Linked DNA regions of Homo sapiens: region 1 is linked to region 2. Evidence: chromatin loops called from intact Hi-C (ENCODE). Cell type or tissue: PC-9. All regions are shown on one strand. Each heading gives the region's core, and the rest is flanking DNA. Links, peaks and the distances in the headings are about the cores only. Region 1 overlaps LINC02405 (long intergenic non-protein coding RNA 2405). Region 2 overlaps LOC107984449.

The links. A loop is a pair of places that touch in the nucleus more often than their neighbours do. Peaks named below come from ENCODE experiments on the same cell type or tissue, not always from the same donor. Only the 100,000 strongest peaks of a DNase experiment are listed, where the experiment ranks them.
Region 1: it touches region 2 in a loop (12-fold over the local background); 1 of 110 quality-filtered maps calls a loop at or near these places.

The regions. Positions count from the first base shown.
Region 1 is chr12:126,930,713-126,943,159 of GRCh38, forward strand. All of the region lies in intron 4 of LINC02405 (long intergenic non-protein coding RNA 2405), which reads right to left. Among named protein-coding and RNA genes, the nearest start is that of LINC02372, 62 kb to the left of the region's middle. In PC-9, for the core only: no CTCF peak of the experiment used is centred there; a DNase peak (open chromatin) is centred at 6,029.
Region 2 is chr12:127,119,820-127,132,266 of GRCh38, forward strand. All of the region lies in intron 2 of LOC107984449, which reads left to right. Among named protein-coding and RNA genes, the nearest start is that of LINC02405, 66 kb to the left of the region's middle. RefSeq lists enhancers at 5,987-7,186, 6,052-6,121. In PC-9, for the core only: no CTCF peak of the experiment used is centred there; a DNase peak (open chromatin) is centred at 6,302; H3K4me3 peaks cover 610 bases; H3K27ac peaks cover 1,805 bases.

The DNA.
Region 1 (12,447 bases), core at 4,654-7,153, 190 kb before region 2:
CTGCTTCCAGAATGTAGACTTTTCTACACTGTTCGGCCTGCACTACATACCAGGACCCACGAATTTTGCAGCAACCAGCCTTAATTTTTCTGAAAATATCTTTCTTGCCACTATTTATTGACTCATTTAGCTCAGCTCACAGCAGATGGAATGTCTAATCAAGAACCCTATAGACAAGATGATGGAGGGGATGGCACATCACGTGGCAGAGGATGGTGTTCTCGGCTTTCTTGTGGATGAAAAGAAACGCTTAGCTGTTTCCTTCTCATCCAGAGAAAATAAAGTACAGGGAATGCACAAAATCGAAATGAAACCAAACATATTTGTTTAAAGGATAGCCTCTACTCGTGAATAAAGTTGATTCTTTGTGGTGTAGAGAAGTCATCCAGCGCTCCTGGGGTAAACGCCGAACAAGGACACTAGCGTCTTTCTCCTTTGACCTTCATCACGCAGGCACTCAGGAAGATTCTTCCATCTTTATTTGCTTTACTTTTCCCATTTGCAAAAGGAGAGCAATCATGCCACCTGTCTGCCCAGGTGGCCTTTTGAGGATAAATGAGAAGAGAGAAGGCATTTTCCTGCCAGAACTATTGTTCGACTCTGCACTCCTTTTTTGCTGCTCCCAGGCTGAGGGTCATCTTCAGCACTAATTGCCTCATCTCTTTCTACATTGAATCTCTTGGCAGTGAGAAAAGCTGCTATCTTGTATCTCATAGGAACATCCACCCATCTGGTTCCTCAAGCTCTACTGTGTTCCCTTGGCCCTGCCATGTCTAGAACCCTAGTTGCAAAATCTGAGTTCCATTTCAGATGTTACCGCCCACTCACTGGGTAATTCAGCCTTTATAATTTTCAGTCTCTACAGTTTTAAAGTAGGGATATTAATATATGTATTGCTTGTTTTGTAGGTTAATAAGAAAGTCATATTTTGTGGAGTGTCCAGATGCACTAGGCATTAATTAAGACATGAGTATGTGAGGACACGTTAAGAAATGAAAATTGCAGGCTGGGTGCCATGGCTTACACCTGTAATCCCACACTTTGGGAGGCAGAGGCAGGCAGATCACTTGAGGTCAAGAGTTCCAGACGAGCCTGGCCTATATGGCAAAACCCAGTCTCTACTAAAAATACAAAAATTAGCTGGGTGTGGCGGTGCATGCCTGTAGTCCCAGCTACTCAGGAAGCTGAGGCGGGAGAATGTCTTGAACCCACAAGGCTGAGGTTGCGGTGAGCTGAGATCATGCCACTGCATTCCAGCCTGGGTGACAGAGCTAGACCCTGGCTCAAAAATAAAAAAAAATTAAAAATTTAAAAAAAGAAAAGAAAATTGCTACATGCATGTTTCAACTTATCACCCTGGAATGTCTTCTGATTTTCTATTTTTAAAGAGAGGTATTCTTCGAAAAATGGCACATGGCTGTAAGAGGGCCAAGATTCTATTGAAATCTCACCCAATAAATCATAGCATATTAATTTCTTCCCAACCTGAGAGCATTTGTGTCCAAAGAAGACTTCTCAACATAAGACTTTGGGGAGTTACCATTAATCTGTTAGAACTGACCTCTGACATGAAACTTACAATCACTTTTGTAATACAGAAAGCTGAAAAGGAAAATGAACCTGGGCTTGACCCTGGGATATATTTGTTAGTGATGTCATTCACACTGTCTATAGATGAAAGATAGTAGCGACTACTTTATAAGGTAGTTAAGAGAGTGAAATACACTAATGAGAATGAGACTGTTCAATTAACAGAGGCTGTTGCTATTAATATTAAACTGTACTTTTTCCCCACTGTTTGCATGTAGATTTGAGTATAGTAAGAGAACACTTAATGTCTTATTTATTTATAAAAGATAATGTATTTCTCTATCAAGTACCCATCTGAATACGTATGGAGACTGTCCTCTGTGTGACTGTCAGGGTTCTAGGCTATTTGTGACTTGTTACTCAGCCATCACTTGTTTGTTGTCATTATCTACCTGGATCAAGATGACTTTCTCCTTCCTCTTAGGGCCAGGTCCCAGGAGATACACACATCATTTCTTATTCACATCTCATTGGCCACAACTGAGTCAAATGATCACATTGGATCTGAGCTCCAATGGAGGCTCAGAAATATCTATTTTTGAGAGATGCCAGACAAAGCACTGTACATTCTATTCAAGTGAGAAGAAAAGAATAGCTATAAGGGAAAATCTCATCTCTGTTACAATTGTACACCAGTGTCAAGTACATGGTTAATGTATATATGCTGAATTAATTATTAGACCACTGCTAAAATTATGTTTAACATTTGATATTAAAATAGTATTTTCTGTCTTAAACAAATAAAAACCTGCATTACCATCTAACAGGAATTTCCTAGGATGAACATATTTTACTAAATTTAATCATAGAAGATTTATCTCATAATTATGGAAAACCTATCATCTCAAATGGTGCCGCTGCAATTTCTGGGGTGTCCCATTAGGAGCTGCTATAGGGTAATGGTAGAACTAATAAATATTATTCCAAACTATGGTTCACAAAACTCAGAACCTTTAGAAATGAATTAACATATTATAATCATATAATAATTATTTTCATCACGTGTCCTTTTCACATACTATCAACATAGGTACCGCTATGCTTTATTCTATGATTTTAAAATTATGGAACCTAAGAAATCAGCTGAGTACAACTCAACCTCATAATTGGCAATGCTTTTGAAATGTACACATTAAACTGCATGAGCAGAAGAGCAGCTGATGTGTTTTCTGAGTTTATTCCCAAAAGTCAGACACGCATGTCAAATGTTCTATTTTAAAAGACGCAAAGAAGCTATTTCATGAATAAAATCTGCATTCTACATCTATACACACACTCTTATATACTCCATAGCTTTTTTAAAAATTGTGATTGTTAATGCAAAATTTAATTTGTTTTCTAAATTAATAATGGTTGTTTCTCTAAATTCAGGAAAATGTTATTGGAATTCAGAGGCTATTTTGAAGACAATATAGCATCTTTTAAATGCTGGAAATCCCTCTTTATAAAAGAATGTGTAACAAGGAAATGGAATAGCCTGTCTGCTACCACATGTGATTATTTTGTTAAAAATAAGAACAAAAACAGTTATTTGCTTAACTAAAACCACGTGATAACTTTCAGATAAGTATTTTACTTAAGCTCTATATTCCTTAAAGGAAAAACAAAGTCAGAAGTATTTGTGTAATATCTACATTAGAGTCAAGTCGTCAAGTTTAATATCCCAATTTCTTACCCAAAAACAAAATTTGCAAATACAAATCAATAATCTGTTACACTTACAAAACTGTCTTTAGATTACAAGTTGATATTAAATAACAATTGTATTATTCACTCCTTAAAAATGCATTCAAAGGCCAGGCGAGGAGACTCATGTCTGTAATCCCAGCAGTTTAGGAAGTTGAGGAAGGAGAATCTCTTGAGGCCAGGAGTTCAAGACCAGCCTGGGCAACATAGGGGGATCCTGCCTCTACAAAAAATACAAAAATTAGCCAGGCATGATGGCCTATACCTTTAGTTCCGGTTACTTGAGAGGCTAACGTGGGAGAACTGCTTGAGCCTGGGAGATTGAGGCTATGAGTGTACCACTGCACTACAGCCTGGGTGACAAAGAAAGACCCTGTTTAAAAAAACATGCACTCGGCCGGGCGCGGTGGCTCACGCCTGTAAACCCAGCATTTTGGGAGGCCGAGGTGGGCAGATCAGGAGGTCAGGAGATTGAGACCATCCTGGTTAACACGGTGAAACACCGTCTCTACTGAAAAAAAAAAGAATACAAAAAATTAGCTGGGCGTGGTGGCGGGCGCCTGCAGTCCCAGTTACTCAGGAGGCTGAGGCAGGAGAATGGCGTGAACCAGGGGGGCAGAGCTTGCAGTGAGCCGAGATCGTGCCACTGCACTCCAGGCCGGGCGACAGAGCAAGACTCCTGCTCAAAACAAAAACAAAAACAAAAACAAACAACAAACAAAAAACCAAAAACATGCACTCAAAAGAGTTAGCTCAAGCATCTGGTGGTATCCACTGTATAAAAACCACATTATGATCCAGCAATCCCACCTCTAAGTATGTATCCAAAGGGATGAAATGAGTATGTTGAAGACGCAGCTGCACTCCCACTGTCACTTGTGCATTGTTTACAAATAGCCAAGATATATAAACAATATAATATAGGTAATATAAACATATAGAAATATAATTATCTTTATAATAGAAACACTATAAATTTCTGTCAATGGATGAATGAATAAAACATTGTGTGTGTGTGTGTGTGTGTGTGTGTGTCTGTGTGGGTGTGTCCACACAGGGGAATACTATTAACCTGTAAAAAGAAGGAAATTCTGCCACTTGTAACAACATAGATGAACCAGGAGGACGTATGCTGAGTGAAATTAACCAGACACAGAAAGACAAATAGTGCATGAACTCACTCCTCTGTGGAATTTAAATAGTCCAGCCCATAAAAGCAAAGAGTAGAATGATGGTTGCCAGGATGTGGGGAGAAGGGGACAGTAAGGGTTCAGTCAGGGGGTACAAAGTTTCACTGCGGAAAGATGAATAGGTTCTGGACATCTAATGTAAAACGATGTGACTACAGGTAACAATACTGTGTTGCATATTTCATATTTGCAAGAGGGTAGCCACTCCATCCATCTGCCAACTTACTAGGTTTTTCTGTACGTTGAGTGTAGAGACTGTTTTGTTCTTTGTGTGTTTAGTGCATCTAATACAGTATTTAACAGAGAGTGGGGCTTGTGTCAGTCAGGGTGGATCAGGTTATGCTAAACAAAATCAAATTACCAGCGGCTTGTAATAACAAGAGAGTATTTTCAATCATGTTCAATGACGAACATGAACTAATGGGGTTAGGAGACTCTGTTCCCGGAGATACTCAGGGAATCAGGATGATAAAGAGTGAATCTTAAGACAAGCTGTCAGATCCACAGTGCAGAGAAGAAGAAAGGTAAAAAGCCAAGTGCAAGCACAGAATGCTTCCAGTTTTACCACCTCAAACATCCACACGCTTGCACCTAAGGAGTCCAATCAGACAATCTCCTGTTCTCACAAGAAGATGGGAACAGTGTATTTGTGCACAGTATTAAGTGGGCTTCGGTGCTCAACAAATACTTGCTGAATGAACGAATTATAGATTACTGCAAAAACCACAATTACTTTTGCACCATCCTAATAATTAGAGTAGGTGCTAACTTCGAATTTAATTATTTAAAAATATATATTAACTATTTTCTCTGTACCAGAAAGTCTAGTAGGCATTAGGTAATGAATATTAAAGAAAATAATCAAATGTCCTAGTAGGAGAAAACTATTATTATGATTCCACCTAGGCTGGATGTAGTGGCTCATGCCTATAATGTCAGCACTCTGGGAGGCCAAGGTGGATGGATCACTTGAGCCCAGGAGTTCGAGACTAGCCTGGACAACATAGAGAGACTCCTGTCTTTATGAAAAACGCAAAAATTAGGTGGGTGAGGTGATGCACACCTGTGGTCCTGGTCACTAAGGAGGCTGAGCCAGGAGGATCACCTGAGCCCAGGGAGGTCAAAGCTATAGTGAGCTATGGTGGTGCCACTGCCCTGCAGCCTTGGTGGTAGAGTGAGACTGTCTCATTAAAAACGAAACAAAAAAACATATCCACGTAAATGAGAACTTTATCACTCACCATTTCATAGTGAATTCTGCAACTTTCAGTTTTAGCAGGTGGTCATAATAATACAAAAATATCTTCGGCCTTTTTGCTGGACCCGTGACAGGGATGTGTGGTTTAGCTGGCCTGCCACACTCACCCCCTTGCAGGAGGCAGCACGTGAGCGAGCAAGTGCAGGGTCCAGCTGGCTGGTCCTGCAGGGCCTGTGGTGGCACCTAGGTGGGGATGCCTGTGGCCCTGAAGCCCAAGAGGAGGTGTTACGGTGCTCTTTTAGTTCTGCCGTTTCTGGATGGCAGCGTGTTGGCAGCTCAGTTGGCTCCTTGCCTCATTGCATGAGTCAGCTGTCCTCTGCCGGGGAGGGCAATGAGCCAGTGTGACAGCCTTTTTGGGTACCCACACTTGGTGAGTCCCAAACTCTTGTCTTGCATTCAAGAAGAATGAGGTCACACAGACAACTGAAGGATAGTGAAAGTGGAGAATTTAACTGAGCAATGAAAACTGCTCTCAGCAGAGAGGAGAGCTGGAGAGAGGATGGGAAGGGCAGGTTATCTTCCCCGAAGTCCCGCCATCTCCTTCAAGGTCCGGCCATCTCTCTCCAGGTCCAGCCATCTCTCCCACTACTGACTGAGTCTGGGGTCTTCCTAGGCACAGGATGGGATTGGGGCAGGCTGTAGGTAATTTTGGAAAAGGCTACATTTGATTGGTAAAAAGGTGTGATTCAGAAAGAACCAATCGGGAGAGAGCGGGCAAACAAGAATAGAAGATCTCACGTTGGGCCAGCGGTTCCAGGCTGATTTTTTATTTGTATTTTTGGCTTGAAGGCGTGGTTTCACTGGGGATCCACCCCCGTCTGCCTAGAATTTCTCTGCCTCCTGCCTCTATGAATAATTTGAAAAGAAGGAATTATATGCGGGACAACATTTTTTAATATGTATAATTTTTATTATTACCAATAAGCAAACCTGTTACTTATAACTTGGGCTCAGCAGTTTTCTGCCCATCAAAATGTGATGAGAAGCTTTGTGGCAGTTGTCATTTTTTAAAAGCACAGTGTCAAATTCATACCCACCAAAACAGAAAGTCTACAGTCAGGCATTTGGGTTTTGAAAATGCTCTCCTATAGATTAAAAGTGCCATAGAGACAAGACACTCTTCTGTCAGTTAGCTACTCTGTCCTCTGTGTGTGGCAGATAAATATTTGTGATTGATTAAAGTGCACTCCTGGTTAATAACCTCTGATAAATGGACTTTCCCCCAAGATCATAAGCAAATGCCACATCATCAAGGGGCCTTGCTGAGCTGCAGGGATGTCAGAAAAGGAAATTTCCTGGATTCTTCTCCCCAGTCTCCATGCAGATGGAGAAGGGCAGGTTGGAAGAATAAGAGGCCTTACGAAATGTTGCTCTCTCACCACAAGAACCTACAAAATAACCATCTTAGTATGTTTATTAAGCCTCCTGACCCACATGGAAGGGCTTAATAAACATACTAAGATGGTGCCCATGACAGCCTGCATTCAGATCCCTTCTGGAGCACTGGAGCATAAGAGGCTGGCAGACGTGTCACATATTTTTTTACGAGGCACTCTGCTGCCTCTGCCCACATCCCACTGCCGAAAGTCAGTCTATGGCCATGCCCAACATCACTAGGAAAGAAAGCACTTTTGTCCCCTGTAATAGCAGAGAGGAGAAGGACTATTTGCTGAATAATCTTCCAGGTGATAATAACAATCATTATCATCATGAGTACTGTCATTATCTGTCAACAATTATTAATCACAATCGTTAGTAAGAGCATCTCTCCTTTCCATCTCACAGCCCTCATCATCTGCTTCGTGCTCCTCTCGTGTCCATTCAGGTTCAGTGGCACTAAATCACTAGTGAATATAAGGGGCAGAAGGAGCAGGTTTTTGCCTTTTTTCTAACATATCATGCAATCTGTCAAAATGGCCAGCTTATAGATAGCCCCCAGGAAATATGTGATGGATGAGTGGATCAATATTGTTCTTAGAATATCCAAAGGAAGTAGAGAAAATACATACATGTGTACTTATATAATTGAGTACATATAGCATGTGTATAGAAATAACATATGTATGTATGTATTGTATGCTTACATAAATGTATATGCCTATATGTATGTGTATATACACTTGTATGTATACATTTTGTATGTATGTTTATATTTATATATAGTGCGTATATATGTATGTATACATGTGTGTTTATATATATGCATGGGTATGTGTATATACATGTATGTGTGTAAACATTTGTACACATATGTGTCTGTCTATAGGTATGTGCACTGTGTGTATATAGGTATGTGTATTGTGTATATCTGTGTGTATATCTGTGTGTATATGTGTACATGTATATGTATGTGCACTTGTGTATGTGTGTATGTATGCATGTGTATATTTATTTATGTGTATATATGTATGCACATATATAATTATGTGTATATATGTATGCATGTGTGTATATATGCATGTGAATGCACGTGTGTGAATGCACACATGTATATGTGCATGCATGTGTATATATCTCTGTGTTTATATAAGTACGTGTGTGTAGATGCATATACATATATTTGTGTGTATGTATATATGTATGTGTATTTGTGTGTGTCTATGTGTATGTGTTTGTGTGTGTGTGTGTTTGGGTGTGTATTAATGTGTTCAATACTGTCAGGAAGTGTTTTATTGCTGGAGTCGGCGTCTCCTTTGTCTGATGTTTTATGATGTCTTAGCCAGGATGGCTGTTAGAACTCAGAAGAAAAAGAGTTCATAAGGAAGGAATGGGTGCTGGGCTTAATACCTAGGTGATGCAATGATCTCTGCAGTAAACCACCATGGCACACCTCCATGTAACAAACCTGCACATCCTGCACATGTACCCCTGAACTTAAAATAAATGTTGGAAAAATAAAAATAAAGAATTGCTTCCAGTGATAATGGTGGTGAAGCTGGTTATGTCTGTGTTGGCTCATGTAACTACCTTAAAACTGACAACTGTGCAAAACTGCTCAGTGCAAAATGAAGAGTTACATGCTGAGAAGGGAGGCATGAGCCACTGATGAGTACAAAACTGCTAATAAAGCTCTCATTTTACCCTTATCTTGTCCTTATGACCTTTACAGAACACTTGTTGCCAAGGATACTTAGGCACATCAATAAAACTAGAGAAGAAAAAGTATGATAAAATATAATAATGGAAAATTAAGTTACCAAAAAAAGCAATTTTCTCCAACAATAATGGGACAAAGACTATAACAGACACCTCACCAAAGAAAATACATGGATGGGGAATGAGCATAAGAAAAGATCCTTTACATCATATGTCATCAGGGAAATGCAAATTAAAACAACAAAGAGATCTATTACACAGCTATTAGAACTGTCAATATCCAGAACACTGATAAAACCAAATGCTAGTGAGAAGGTAAAGCAACAAATCCTCTTGTTATTCATGGTAATGCCAAATGGTACACTCTATTTGGAAGAGAGTTTGGGGCCTCTTAGAAAACTAAGCATACTCTTACTATACAATCCAGCAATCATGCTCCTTGGTATTTACCCAAAAAAGCTGGAAACTTATTTCCACATAAAAACCTGCACATGGATGTTTATAGCAGCTTTATTCATAATTGTCAATATTTAGAATCAATCAAGATGCCATTTAGTGAGTGAATGGATAAATAAACTGTGGTATAGCCTGACCAGGCAATATTAATCAGTGCTGAAAAGAAATGAACTATTAAACCATGAAAATATGTGGAAGAGCCTTAGAAACATACTATTAAGTTAAGGAAGCCAGTCTGAAAAGGTGGCTACATACTGTGTGACTTCAATTATACGACGTTCTGGAGAAGGTAAAACTGTGAAGACAGTAAAAACTTCAGTGGTTTCCAGGAATTGGGGGTGAGAGGGGTGAATAAGCAGAATATAGATAATTTTAGGGCAGTAAAACTATTGTGCATGACACTCTATGAAGGCGTGTCATTTTAAATTTGTCCAAACCCATAAAATGTGCAACACCAAGAGTGAACTCTAACATCAACTGTGCACGCTGGGTGATAATGATGTGTCAATGTAGGTTTGTCAACTCTAACAAACGAACCACTCTGGTGAGGGATGTTAGAAATGGGGTAATCTGTGCATGTGTTGGGGGTAGGGGACATACAAAAAAGCATCCATCTTCCTCTCAATTTTTCTATGAACCTAAAACTACTCAAAAAAATAAAGTAAATTAAACAAACCAACTCTCATCATAATTACTCAGTTTTATCGACTCATCTAATTTTGCATTAACTGCCTCCAGTAGGAACCACTTAACTTGTCTTTATTTTATTTAGAGTTTCTGAATTTTATGTCCTTTGATAGGGCAAAAGAATCTTATACTGTAATGAGAACTCAGGACTCGACAGACAAAAATTGTAAAAAACCAACATGTAGAGTCACAAGGTTCTTGTTCATGATTTCCACAAGTGCTCTACTTGGATTTACATTTTTTAAGCAAAAATAAGTGCATTAGTTCTTTGTTCATTATGGTTCCAGTAGATAGTGCTTACATTTCTTATTAAAACTTTTCAAAGTAGTGCAAAAAAGAAGATGGACACAGAAAAATCGTGCCATATAAATACCCATCATGCCACATAAGTACCCATCAGCAGTTCTGTTTTAAAAAAAAAAGCTATCATTAAGGAAGAAAAAGTGTAAATTACAAAAATGAGGTCACAATGTAACTCATATAAATTGCAGCCACCTGTTTTTCTCATTTCCAGGAGAAAGGATTTTATGTATGCAATGAAGCAACTTTTTTTTGGAGAAAGAAAATTTGCTCTGCAGTCTTCATTACTTAAGCACTATTTAAGTCTCCACAGTCTTGCCTGCCCAGCTCTTGTCACCAGCTAATCAGCAAGTGGACATCTACGGCTACCATAGAAGAAGAATCACACACTTCCCAGAATTAGAGGATCTGGAAATCCACAGTTGCTTTCAAATAAGACATAGTTGAAAGGTCTTGGATTGGCCTGTGAAAAATCACACAATGGCTTATAAAGCTGAGTTGGAGACAGAACATGGTGCAGTGAATTACAAATTTTAAATCTGGATAAGGTTTCATTCAGATAAAGAGGGAATAGCAAGTCATATTGTAGGTCGTGCTATAAGTGTATATTGTTTTGGTTTATTTGGGCTGCTATAACAAAATGCCATAAATTGGTAGTTTATAAATAGAAGTGCATTTCTCAAAGCTCTGGGGGCTGGGAAGTCCAAGAGCGAGATGACAGCAGATTTGGTGTCCAGTGAGGGCTCACTTCCTGGCTTACAGATGGCACCTTCTTACTGTGTCCTCACATGGTGGAGGGGATAAGACAGCTCCCTGGGGCCTCTTTTATAGGGACACTAATCCCATTCATCAGTGTTCCACCCTCATGGCCCATCACTCCCCAAAGGCCCCATCTCTTAATTTCATTGCTTTGGTGGGGTTGGGGGTTAAAATTTCAACATATGACTTTTGAGGGGACATAAACATTCAAAATATAGCAATGTTCATCATATAAACTTAGGCCCAGGACTCATCAGGAGTAAACCAGAGGAACGTCAGTTGATTTCTTTTTCTTTCCTATTTCCTCAGGTTACCTTTTGTGTAAAGTTGTACCTTTTTGTATATATGACATCATTTTGGAAATGCTACTTTAATTCACATATATTAAAAAGTTTAAGACAACTTTTTTTGAAAAAAACCTAGATAACCATTTATATACAGGTTTACTAATATATGAGAAAATTCACTCATTATTATTAGATTTTTTTCCTTTGAGAGGTAAGATTTTTATCATTTTAATTTTAGTTTCTGTTTTCTAATCTTCATTTTTCTAATTTTCAAATTTTAGTAAAAAGTGTTATATAATTTAAATACTTTTAAACTTAAAATAATATTATGTTTTTCAGAAGAAAGTCTTCATTGATTTGGAGGAAAGAAGCTACAGATTTCACCAATAATAGAAACTGAATTGCCTCATGTTTAAAAACAGAAAGTAACTGAATTACAAAATTTTTGTGATTAATGTTGAATAAAAATAAAACAAACTTTAGTATGTTGTTATACATTTTTTTCCTGCTTACCTTAAACTGGATTTTGGAAAACTTTGATCTTTTGTGACAGTATTTTGTAATTCAACCTATGTATATGACAGTGGTACTGATCATTTTGTAAATGAATCATCCTGTATATTTTGTACGTATTTTGTCAAAGTTAATTTTAAAATCTTTCAATAAAAGAACTTAACAAATAGAACACCAAAAGTCTTCAACTTTTGAAGCTTTCCCAAATTGTGATAATTAAAATTAAAACATATAAACAGAAAGACATTAAAATTTTTCCCTTAAAAAATAAGAAAGGAAATTAAGAGAGATTATATGGAATTGATAAATTAACTTGGAAATTCTATTGTTGTTTTTGAACTATTCCATCTTCTTTTCAGTTTAAGGTTTAGTTGACCAAAACGTATATATTTATGATATACACTGTGACATTTTAATATATGTATACAATATTTAATGACTAACTTGACCTAATTAACATGAAAAATAGCAATCACGTATTCACTTATCTTTTTTTTGCCATTCAGTTTGATTGAAACGATTGTTTTCTTTGTTACAATTAGTTTCCAACAGCTTATAGTCACCATGGCTGGGGGTCATAACTAACGTTTTTAATTCCTTTCAAAGCACTAAAAACATCTGGCTT
Region 2 (12,447 bases), core at 4,803-7,302:
CCAGTCCTTTGTATGATTGCAGCCACGGCTCCCATTATTGTGGCTCAGAGATGATCCATATCCCCTCTCCCCTGAGCAAATTCTCATCCAAAGAATCATGAGGAACTAAAATGGTTGTTCTTTCATGTTACTATGTTTAGAGGTGGTTTGTTCCATTACAATAGACAGCTGAAGCAAGCATGCAGAACCTTACTTTCCAGAAATGGAGAAGGACAGTGGAGGGTTTGTGTGGATGAGAAGCAAACACAAATATTTCTTTCCCTTTGTGGCTGAGAAGTATTGCAGGTGCAGTTTTAAAAGCCCCATGGATAAACAGCTCATGTAGGTCCAGGTCCAGGCTTTGAATGCACTACAGTTCCCTTGTTGGAAGCACCAGCCTCAAAGCGAATAAAGCAAATGTATTGATCACCCTGTATGCCACTGAGTGACATGGAAGGTTTTAACAAGAGACCATCTCCTCTACCTCACTGTGAACTGAAGAAAGACAAACCACAACTCCTTGGAACTTCATTTTCCCCTAGTATGGAGACATTCTTATCCTGGGACAACTCCACTGTCTTATTGAAAGCATCAAATAAGATAACTCTGGGTGAAAGTGTTTTATACACTGTAAAGTGTCGTACAGACCTGGTGACTTTCTAGATCCTATTTTGAAGAAAAAACAATTATTCAGACCTTGAATTACAGCAGAACTAAGAAATAGGAGGTAGGCTGGCATAAGACCTAAGATTGTGTGTGTGCAGAGCAACGGTCTGGGCTGACACCTTGGCTCTTCTATTTATTTCCTGCATGGCCTGAAGAATGTGACTTTATTTCTCTGTACCTTACTTTGCTTATCTATAAAATAAGGATGATAATACCCACCTCTCATCATGCCATAAAACTTACATAAGCAAATACCTGTGAAGTGCTTCAAACAATGCCTGGCACATAGCAATTGTGCTGCTATTTTAACTATAATAATAATTTAAGGCTTTCAATATCTTTATGGTCCTCCAAACACTTTGTTCTGACAACAGAGTGGTTGTCATAAAATTTAAAACTTGGAATGACCTTACTATTGATTAATCTAACCCAACCCTCTCCCGGTATCATCAATAGCCTCATCAATCGCCCCTCATGCTTGCACATTTTCTGAAATGGGAACTCACTGTCTCCCTGGTAGCCTCTATCCTTGTTGTGGGGCTCTGATAATTTGCTTCAAGTAAGTGTCCAACACTGAAGTTGCTGAGTCAGACGGCATATTCACTTACAAGCCTTTCAATTCTAATTCCCAATGTGTCCTTAAGAAAGGTGATATTCATATACAGTACTACTCATAAAGTGCCCAATTCAACACAACCTGAAGCAAGGAGAGTTGGATTAAAAGCCACTTTCTAATTTGATCAACAGAACAATAACTATTCTTCTTTCCTATTTTATATTCATTATAGTACTAATGAAACTAAGTATTTTTTCTCAAATATTTACTGCCTTACTTTTTCCATTTTGACTTGCCTGTTAATGTCCTTTATCTATTTATTTGATGCATTTGCTTTTACCTTGATTAATTTATAGATTCCCTGTCTTAAGCATACTCGTTCTTTGTTAAAAAGTTTGAAAATAGTTTTCCCAACATGTCATTTAAATTTTAGTTTTGATTTTGGTCTAATGTGATAAACAGATATTTTAAACTGTTTTGTAGCTAAGTTATTTTTTATGGTTTATTCTTTAGCTTGTATGATACAGAAGCCTTCCTTGCCTATACATCACATCAATATTCACTTCTGGGTTTCTCTCTGCTCATTATAGGGGATTTCATTTTGACATGACAACTAATGCATTTTGTGGCACTAAAGCCCATAAGGTTATCCTTCTCTCATTCCATTAAGACCAGGGGGTCTTTATTGCTTCACAAAGGAAGGGCAGTTAAAAGGGAAATAAGACACGGAAATATGGGAGTGTGTGTCGCTGAGAAGGGTCCCGCTTTCAGCCTTCTATCTTCCCTCAACAATCCTGAGCCTTTACCTGGTATGTCCCAGGACAGAAACAGAGTCCTGCTGTCTTTCCCAGGGAATGTCATGGAGGGGTGCCAAGGCTTCAATAATTTGTTCTAAAAATGGCTTTGGAGAAAGATGTCATGATGTGTTTTTAGCTAGTTGCGCCTGAGACAGCTACAGACTTTAATCTCATCAAGTGCAGTGACTGGAGCAGCCAAATATTTTTCATAAGAAAAATGGGCAAGAAATGACTGCAAGAAAGCCCAGGAGGTATATGCTTTCTCATCAGGGCAAAGACTGAATCCTCAGCACTGTCTAAGCTGTCACATAATACATAGACATAAGTCCTGGACCATTACCAGAGAGAGACACAGAGATGACTGAGAAAACTTAAAATAAAAAAAAAAAGATTAAAAGAGCCCCATCAGGTCAATACCTAGATGTCGGCCTTGTGAGACTGAACAGAGAACCTCGTCATGTCTGCCTGGACTTCTGGCCCCCAGAACCACGAGCTCATAAATTGTAAGCCTCCAAATTTACGGTAAGATCTTAGACAGTATAGAAAACTAATATATAAGTTATTTTATAATGGCTTGACAAGTTGAGGAAGCATTTGCTGTACATCTCACATGAGCTACTTTAGTAGAGCAATACACAGCACTGTCTGATCTCTCTCTCTCTTTTTCAAACACACACACACACACATAATTGATGCAATGCGTGTGTGATGTAACTCCATTATAGGAAAAGAAGGTCTACCTATTTAGAAGCAAGCCTACCCAGAATCCAGATGTTGATTTTTAATACCATTCTCCCATGAAAAGAACCACAGTTTCCTGGGAAAATGACTGATTCTAGGACTGAGACAGAGAATATGTAAAATGAGGCTGGAGCATCTTGTTGTGCCAGAACGTAAGGAAGTGCTCAAAAGAAAAAAAAAATCATTGTTGGGGGTATGCAAAGGTACAAACTGAAAGCGTTCTCAGCAGCCAGTGCTAGACAAATTCATGCAACAAAATAAATAAAATACTTTTGGGTAACCCAAAGTACAAAGAAAATATTCATGAGACATCTTGACATAAATGCTTAAATCAATCAATAGAAGAGAAGAAACAAGTCTCTTGTGTAGAATAATTCCAGGTAATTTATGTAGATTGTCTGCCCTCAAGGAGGTTCAGCATAACTCATCAGTCCTTCAGTGAGGACTGGACCTAAATAACCATAGCCATGGTGACATGTCAGGACAGTTAGTTCTTTTTCATCCTCATTTAGCAAGAGCCCAAATTGTTCTCATCTGTTTCCCATGGCTTCATGGAGTAAAAAAATAAAATTCTAAATATGAGTTTCTTCTCTGCCGTCACTATTAGCATCACTAGTACATACCCTATATGCAATGCTTCAAAGAGGGTTTTTCCCTGTGAGCTTCTGTGGTAGGGAATTTCATTCTCACCATTTTACGATCCAGGAAAGTAAGGTGTGGTTAGAGACACTCGTTGCAAGGTAACTCAGATATTAAGTAGTTGACTTGTGGTTTTCTGGTGGAGGGAAGACCTACCTGTCCCCAGTCCCTCCACACATTGGTTAGGATGCTGAGACCAGTGTTGAGATTGTTGATCCAAAAATGCACATAAAATGTATGTAACAGTTTATTAGTCACAACTGGGACTTTTGGGGACAGCAGGATTGTTCCTAGTACCAATGGAGCCCATGGCTTGAGTGGAGCAGAGGGTGGGGGATAGAGGGTGGGGGATAGAGGGAGGGGAATAGAGGGTGGGGGGTGGAGGGGGATAGAGGGTGGGGGATAGAGGGAGGGGGATAGATGGTGGGGGATAGAGGTAGGGGGATAGAGCATGGGGGATAAAGGGTGGGGGATAGAGGGAGGGGGATAGAGGGAGGAGGATAGAGGGTGGGGGATAGAGGGAGGGGGATAGAGGGTGGGGGGATAGAGGGAGGGGGATAGAGGGTGGGGGATAGAGGGAGGGGGATAGAGGGTGGGGGATAGAGGGAGGGGGATAGAGGGTGGGGGATAGAGCATGGAGGATAGAGGGTGGAGGATAGAGGGAGGGGGATAGAGGGTGGCAGATAGAGGGTGGGGGGATAGAGGGTGTGGGATAGAGCATGGGGGATAGAGGGTGGGGGATAGAGGGAGGGGATAGAGGGGGGGACAGAGGGAGGGGGATAGAGGGTGGGGGATAGAGGGAGGGGGATAGAGGTAGGGGGATAGAGCGTTGGGGATAGAGGGTAGGGGATAGAGGGAGGGGGATAGAGGGAGGGGGATAGAGGGTGGGGGATGGAGGGGGGATAGAGGGTGGGGGATAGAGGGTGGGGGATGGAGGGGGATAGAGGGAGGGGATAAAGGGTGGGGGATAGAGGGAGGGGATAGAGGGAGGGGGATAGAGGGTGGGGGATAGAGGTAGGGGGATAGAGCATGGGGGATAGAGGGTGGGGGATAGAGGGGGGGACAGAGGGTGGGGGATAGAGGGTGGGGGATAGAGGGTGGGGGATAGAGGGAGGGGGATAGAGGGTGGGGGATGGAGGGGGATAGAGGGAGGGGATAAAGGGTGGGGGATAGAGGGAGGGGATAGAGGGAGGGGGATAGAGGGTGGGGGATAGAGGGAGGGGGATAGAGGGAGGGGATAGAGGGAGGGGGATAGAGGGTGGGGGATAGAGGTAGGGGGATAGAGTGTGGGGGATAGAGGGTGGGGGATAGAGGGGGGGACAGAGGGTGGGGGATAGAGGGAAGGGGGATAGAGGGTGGGGGATAGAGGGTGGGGGATAGAGGGAGGGGGATAGAGGGTGGGGGATAGAGGGAGGGGATAGAGGGTGGGGGGATAGAGGGAGGGGGATAGAGGGTGGGGGATAGAGGGAGGGGGATAGAGGGTGGGGGATAGAGGGTGGGGGATAGAGGGAGGGGGATAGAGGGTGGGGGATAGAGGGAGGGGGATAGAGGGTGGGGGATAGAGCATGGAGGATAGAGGGTGGAGGATAGAGGGAGGGGGATAGAGGGTGGCAGATAGAGGGTGGGGGGATAGAGGGTGGGGGATAGAGGGTGGGGGATAGAAGGTGGGGGATAGAGGGAGGGGATAGAGGGGGGGACAGAGGGAGGGGGGATAGAGGGTGGGGGATAGAGGGAGGGGGATAGAGGGTGGGGGATGGAGGGGATAGAGGGTGGGGATAGAGGGTGGGGGATAGAGGGTGGGGGATAGAGGGAGGGGGATAGAGGTAGGGGGATAGAGCGTTGGGGATAGAGGGTAGGGGATAGAGGGAGGGGGATAGAGGGTGGGGGATGGAGGGGGGATAGAGGGTGGGGGATAAAGGGAGGGGGATAGAGGGAGGGGATAGAGGGAGGGGGATAGAGGGTGGGTGATAGAGGTAGGGGGATAGAGCGTGGGGGATAGAGGGTGGGGGATAGAGGGGGGGACAGAGGGTGGGGGATAGAGGGAGGGGGGATAGAGGGTGGGGGATAGAGGGTGGGGGATAGAGGGTGGGGGATAGAGGGAGGGGGATAGAGGGTGGGGGATAGAGGGAGGGGATAGAGGGAGGGGATAGAGGGAGGGGGATAGAGGGTGGGGGATAGAGGGTGGGGGATAGAGGGAGGGCAGCCTTGCCTCTGATTGCTAATGGGAGGCAGGCTGGGGTGGGCTCCAGTGCACAAGTCCTGGCTTGCATGGCTCAACTCCCTACAGTGCTGAGGGAGGCGATGCTGGACTTTCTTACCAGGACAGGTGAGGGTGGGGGCTTGAAAGGGGTCAGGGGCCAACCATTAAAAATGGAATCAGACTCTGTATCACAGCAGTGATGTAGAATATTAAACTCAGCTCTCAGGACACCAAAACCACTAGGGGGTTTCTACCCCACAGCAGCTGCCATATACAACACGGTCATGGAGACACACACAGACCATATGCAGGCAACAGCTTGCATTTTGAATATTACTCACCACTGTGAGTCCTGGGCTGCATCACTCCTCACTGGTGAGCCTGTCTCCTAGGCACTCTGGGGATGATCAAAGTACCTGTATTGTAGGACTGTCCTGAGAAGTAAATGAGAGATGCTTAACTTAGAGCCTGCTGTGTTGTAAATGCATAAACATGGAACTCAGTTAATCATCATTCACTCAACAGCATCGGTCTATCTTCCTGCCCACAGGGTTCTGCATCCAACCTCAGGCAAAGGTGCAAGTCATGGGGGTTTCCCAGTGAGTGGAATGGCCTGATGGGCGTGTCATCTCTACTCCTCCATGGCTGGGAAATGTGGATGAGTCATTTGCTTAGCAGGACTTTACTGAGCACTTTGTGTTTTTGTTTTGTTTTGTTTTTGTAATTGTGTGTGCTAGGCACTGTTCTAGGTGCCACAGACACAGCATGAAACAAGATAGGCAAGATTCCTGCCTTGGGCAGTGTACATCCCAGTGGGATGAGTCAGTGATGCCCATATTCACAAATGAATAAGCAAGGTGGCTTAAAACAATATCAGTTTGCTGTCTTATACTTTTAGAGGTCAGAGTCTAGAAATTAGTCTGTGTGGCTGAAATCAAGCTATCAGCAGGGCTGTGTTCCTGTTGGAGGCTCCAGGGGAGCATCTACTCCTGGCTCTGTGTTCCTGTCGGAGGCTCCAGGGGAGAGCGTACTCCTGGCTGTGTTTTCCAGTTTCCAGAGGCCACCTGCAGTCCTTTCCTTAGGTCCCTCTGCCAGCACTCCTGACACTCTAACCTCTGCTATTGTGGTCACCTCTCCTCTGACTCTGACCCTCAGTCCTTCTCCTTATTAGAAAACATGATTACACAGGACTCACACAGATAATCCTGGGTGATCTCCCAATTCAAGGCACTGAATCACATCTGCAAAGTCCCTTTTACAAAATAACATGTTCAACAGCTCCAGGGACTAGCCTATGGACATTTTTAGGAGCCCTACTACACTTGCATATTGCAAAACTTTGTATATTAAACCTATGAAAAATGAGTTCAAATCAAAATCACACATCCAAATGGCCTACAATCTCCAGGAAGATCAGATACATGGGTCAAAAGGAAGAGGCATAGCAATGGAAATTTATATTAATTTGCTCAAACTGACATAACAAAGCTCCACAGACTGGGTGGCTTAAACAGCATAAATGCATTTCCTCACAGTTCTGGAGGCTGGAAGTCTGAGATCAAGGTGTCTGTAGGGTGACTTTCTTCTGAGGCCTCTCTCCTTGGCTTGTAGGTGGCCGTCTTCTCCCTGTGTCCCCACATAGTCTACTCAGTGTCTGTATCCTAATCTCCTTTTTTTTTCTTTTTTCTTTTTCTTTTCTTTTCTTTTTTTGTTTTTTGTGATGGAGTCTCACTCTGTTGCTCGGTCTGATGTGCAGTGGTGCAATCTTGGCTCACTACAATCTCCGCCTCCCAGGTTCAAGTGATTCTCCTGCCTCAGCTTCCAGAGTTCACAGGCACCTGTCATCACATCCAGCTACTTTTTTTTTTTTTTTTTAGTAGAGATAGGGGTTTCACCACATTGGCCAGGCTGGTCTCAAACTCCTGACCTCAGGTGATCCGCTGGCCTCAGCCTCCCAAACTGCTAGGGTTACAGGTGTGAGCCACCGTGTCTGGCCTAATCTCCATTTCTTATAAAGGCACCAGTCAGATTGGATTAGGACCTGCCATAACAACCTCATTTTTATTAAATTACCACTTCTCTAAAGACCCTCTCTTCAAATACAGTTATATTCTGAGGTCCTGAAGGTGAGAAGTTGAACATACGTATTATGAGCACACACAATCCAGCTCATGACAGAACCCAGAGCAGCAGAGTGGGCTGCAGTGACAGGAGGAGGAACTGATCTGTCTAAGGGGGCGACAGCTCCAGCCAGTGGTCACCCCATAGAAATGTGGGCTTCTGAGACATAATAGTCTCCTGGATTTTCAACAGAAGTCCAATGAAAGTTTTCATTTTGTTTGTTTTTGTGTATGTTCTTGCTTACTGTTTAAATAAGCCATCCTGGGTTAGCAACCTGCATACCCAGACTCTCTCTTATCCCTCTGGACACGCTGTGGGAGAAGAGAGGGGGCTTCTTTTCTCCTGCTTTGTCTCCCCTCCCTTCCATCCAGGTTGGTGATGAGTTGTAGAGGGAGAAGATAGAAGATGCAAGAAAGAGGCTACCTGCCTAGGACTGGCATGAGATGGTGCAGGTGCTCTCTGGGCAGGGCACATGTTGAAAGCAGCTGTTTTTGCAAAACATCCCCATACAAAAAAAGGAGTAGAGGCCACCACCCTTGACTCGTCCAGCTCCTACACTGGACTTTGACTTCCATGAGGGCTGCATAGAGGCTGACTTTTGACTCTAACCCCTGGGATGGGCACAAGGCCAAGCCACAGACAGAAGTCAGTAGATACCTGTTAAATTTATGAATAAGTCAAAGAAATGCCTTGGAAAGAGAAAGATGTTCTATCAGGAAATAACCCCCTGAGAAATCTTGCAGGTCTGCACGTGCGCTGAGGCTGAGGGGCCTCTGGGACTTCAGTCAAGGCACCCAGATGAGTCGGTGGCACCCTCTGCCTGCTCTATCTTGATGACAATGAGAGGGATGATCTCAGTTTCCTCTCTGAGCAAGAGAAACACAGATTTTAAAGGATCCAGCAATCTGTGTTGAGAAACTACTTACAAATGACTTGTTTTCATTGGTCTGTATAGGAGTATCAAAAGCTCTTCAATTTCTTCAATAATTTCATCAGAATCCACTAATGAGATAGCTGAACCAAGATATGGGAATTGCAATCAACAAAATCAGGGAAAAGGAAAAGCTCTTTGATTTACTCACATTTGTTCCTTCCTTTTTCTGCAGTCTTATTTGAATGGGGACAGCTAGCTAATGACTATTCCAATTCTGCCAAAACCTGAGAACGATGCCAAAATTCAACTGACAAAATATTAACAAGATACAACTCTAAGGAAAGGTTGGCAATACAATTACATGCACAAAGAGTAAACAAATGCTAGCCTTTCTCTCTAATTGTCGCATGAGAAGACATTCCATGGTTTCAGGCACATAAGAGCTACTTCAGGAATCAAAGGCTCACTAAGGAAGAGCGGGGATTTGTGATGTAATAGGAAACATTTCCAAGCCTTCATTACAGAGCAAGGGAAAACTGAGATTCCTCAAGCATCATGAAACGAGATCTTCCCCGAGTCTAAGAGGAGCCCACTAGAGAGGCATTATAGGCGTTTATGCCTCTCTAGGATGCCAGGCAGGCTTCAGGCTGTAACCCTGGAGGCTGGTGAGGAACCTACAAAAACAGGAGCCCTCAGAGCTGGGGCCAGCTCCTTCCCCATGACTTCCTCCAGGTAAACCCTCTGTGCACCTAAGGCCTGAAAGGCTCACAACAGGGTTAAAATAAAAGCTGTCTTTTAGTGACAGGGTTGAATCTTCAAATGCCTGGTGTGCACAAAACATACACAAACTTATTTGCAAGTAAGCAAAAGTTAGCATCAACAGCCACTGCAGCACCCCGACACAGTACAATAAAGAATATTTGTGCTTCTGAAACAAAGGTGGGAAGTGGATTTCCTGGAATAATAAATTAGTTACTGCATGTTCATCCAGAGAACCAGACCCACCAAGAGCCATTGGCTGCAGGTCTAAGCATTCTTTGGATCTATTTATTTTAATTCAAATGAAATCTATCTTTTTTATTTTAAAAATAGCATTGGAGTCACAGGAGAAAATAAGAAAGGTTTCTCCTACAAGTGAAGTTTACTATTCATTTCTACCTCTTTTTCTGTCTAAAGTGTTGATGCTGCCCTCATGGAAGTCAAAGTTGAGTGAAGGAACTGGATGAGTCTACGTTGGTGGCCTCATCTAATCTTAGCCATTTAGGAATACAGGTGATTAAAGGCAGCTTCCCTGCTGGGCGCGGTGGCTCATGCCTGTAATCCCAGCACTTTGGAAGGCCGAGGCGGGTGGATCACAAGGTCAGGAGACCAAGACCATCCTGGCCAACATGGTGAAACCCTGTCTCTACTAAAAATACAAAAATTAGCAGGGCGTAGTGGTGCATGCCTGTAATCCCAGCTACTCAGTAGGCTGCGGCGGGAGAATCGTTTGAACTTGGCAGGCAGAGGTTGCAGTGAGCCGAGATTGCGTCACTGCGCTCCAGCCTGGCGACAGAGTGAGACACAGTTTCAAAGAAAAAAAAAAAAAGCAGCTTCCCGCTTCCCTTTCCTCAGCTCAGAGGCGGATCAATGTACAAGAACAAATAAAATATGGAAAGACAGATACAGTTTTTATTATTTTCTGGGGAAAAGTCCAATCTCTAGGCTCATAGAGTCAGTGTTTCCATAGCCAACCAAGGATGGCCAGTCCTGGGGGCTGTACCTAATTAGCATAGGATGTCCGGCTGCTGTTGACCACCAAGGTCTCAGAACAGAGCAGCCCTACTGGAGAGGCAGAGAATAGAGAGAGGATGAAGTTATGGGCAGGTAAGTAGCATATTCTTTTTTCTCTGAAGGGGACCAGATAAAATTGCTTGAACTTTACTAACTAAATGTTTTATGATACAGAAAATAGGCAGATTTTTTTTTCTCAATAAGAGCCAGGTGTTACTTAAGATGGTTGTCTTTACTGAATGGAAGGGAAAGAGAGAGAGAGAGAGGGAGAGAGAGAGAGAGAGACGTGAAAGAATGCAAATCCCTAATAGATCATCATATGCACTCATTTTATCTCCAGTTGTCTGTATTTTGTGGCGATTATTAAAGTTTCTCTGTATTCCTAATGCCCTTTTGTGAATTGTTAATACAATATTACTAAATCACTTTTCTCTATTATTATTATTATTTTTTTTTTGAAATGGAGTCTCACTCGGTCACCCAGGCCAGAGTGCAGTGGTGCAATCTTGGCTCACTGCAACCTCTGCCTCCTGTGTTTAAGCAATTCCTGGCCTCAGCCTCCAGAGTAGCCGGGATTACAGGCACCTGCCACACCACCCAGCTAATTTTTGTACTTTTAGTAGAGATGGGGTTTTGCCATGTCAGCCAGGCTGGTCTCGAACTCCTGACCTCAAGTGATCTGCCCACCTCAGTCTCCCAAAGCGTTGGGCTTACAGGCGTGAGTCACCGTGGCTGGCTAAATCATCCTTCTATTTAAATAAAGGCATGGCCCTAGAATCTATTTATCTCCGCTCATTTCCAGTTAAAACCGTGCGCTGAAGCCTCGGCCCCTCCCTCTTGTGTGGGCCATGGTTTGCTGAGGTTTGTATTTATGCATTTCAGAAATCTCTGCAGGCTGCTGGAATCATTATCTCTGGGGGTTCAGAAATTCCAAATGCACTGATCTTCTTCTGCAATACTACAGCAATGACTTGCCCTTACAGTCTTCTCCATCTTTGTAATGTCAGCTAAGTCAATAGATTTAAAAAGAAATTGAAAATGCCGTCATTGGTGCCAATTGCCACGAAGAGCAGGCTTCAGTGTGGCTTTGTAAAGAAGTAATGAAGGTGGGAGGGGGGGGATTTTGTTCCCTGGTGGATGTTTTTATTTTGTTTTGTTTTCTCTCTCTCAGTTCGAACATTCTACAGACACAAGTAACATAAATTCCAGTTCCACATGTTTTAACTGAAAAAGGAAAAACAGCTACTAGAGGTTGTTGTTTGTTGACTCACATCACTGAAAAGACCAGGGTCTGAACTGGCTCACCTCAGGCTTGCCTAGAACCTGGGCTTCGTGACTCAGTTTTACTCCCTCTCTTCATTCCATCTTCTGCTGGGCTGGGTGAGTCCATTTGATGTAGCCTTATAGATTCAGGACATACCATCCACTTTTAACATTTTAAACAGAAAAGAAATCATCTCTCTCTCGTGGCTCCAGAAAAAAAATACCCAGATTCACTCTGCTTAGACCAATCTGGGCCCATCCAGCGATAATATCTGTGACTGTGGGAACCATCTGACTAGTCATATCTGGGTTCCATGATCCATCCCTGAGTCTGGACGTAGAGACCACCTGAATCACATGGACTGAGAATAGGGGAGAAGTCTTCACTCCATAAAATCGGGTGCCTCTTACCACACACACAAAATGTAGAGGGATGGGTGTTTGCAAATATAAGTATTTGCAACCAGTCGAATTTAATTTAAATCACTGAATTGTAGAAACAAACAGTGTCTGCAGGCTATAATTATCTTTTGGCCTTCTAATTTGCAGCATGTGACTAAAATACCATTTATTGTTAGATCTTTAGGTTATCCCCAATTTTACACTATTATAAACAATGTGGATGTGAAAATATTTGAACTGAAGTTCTTGAAAACAATATGTGATTAATTCCTTAGGGTAAATGTCAATAACTGAGACTTCTGTTAAAGGTAATCTATTTTCCAAAGTTTTTGATATGTGTTGTAAAAATGTCTTAGAAAACACTTGAAATAACTCAGGACCTCACTAGCAGCATATGTGGGTGTTGGTCTCTTGATATATTTCACACTTTTTACTA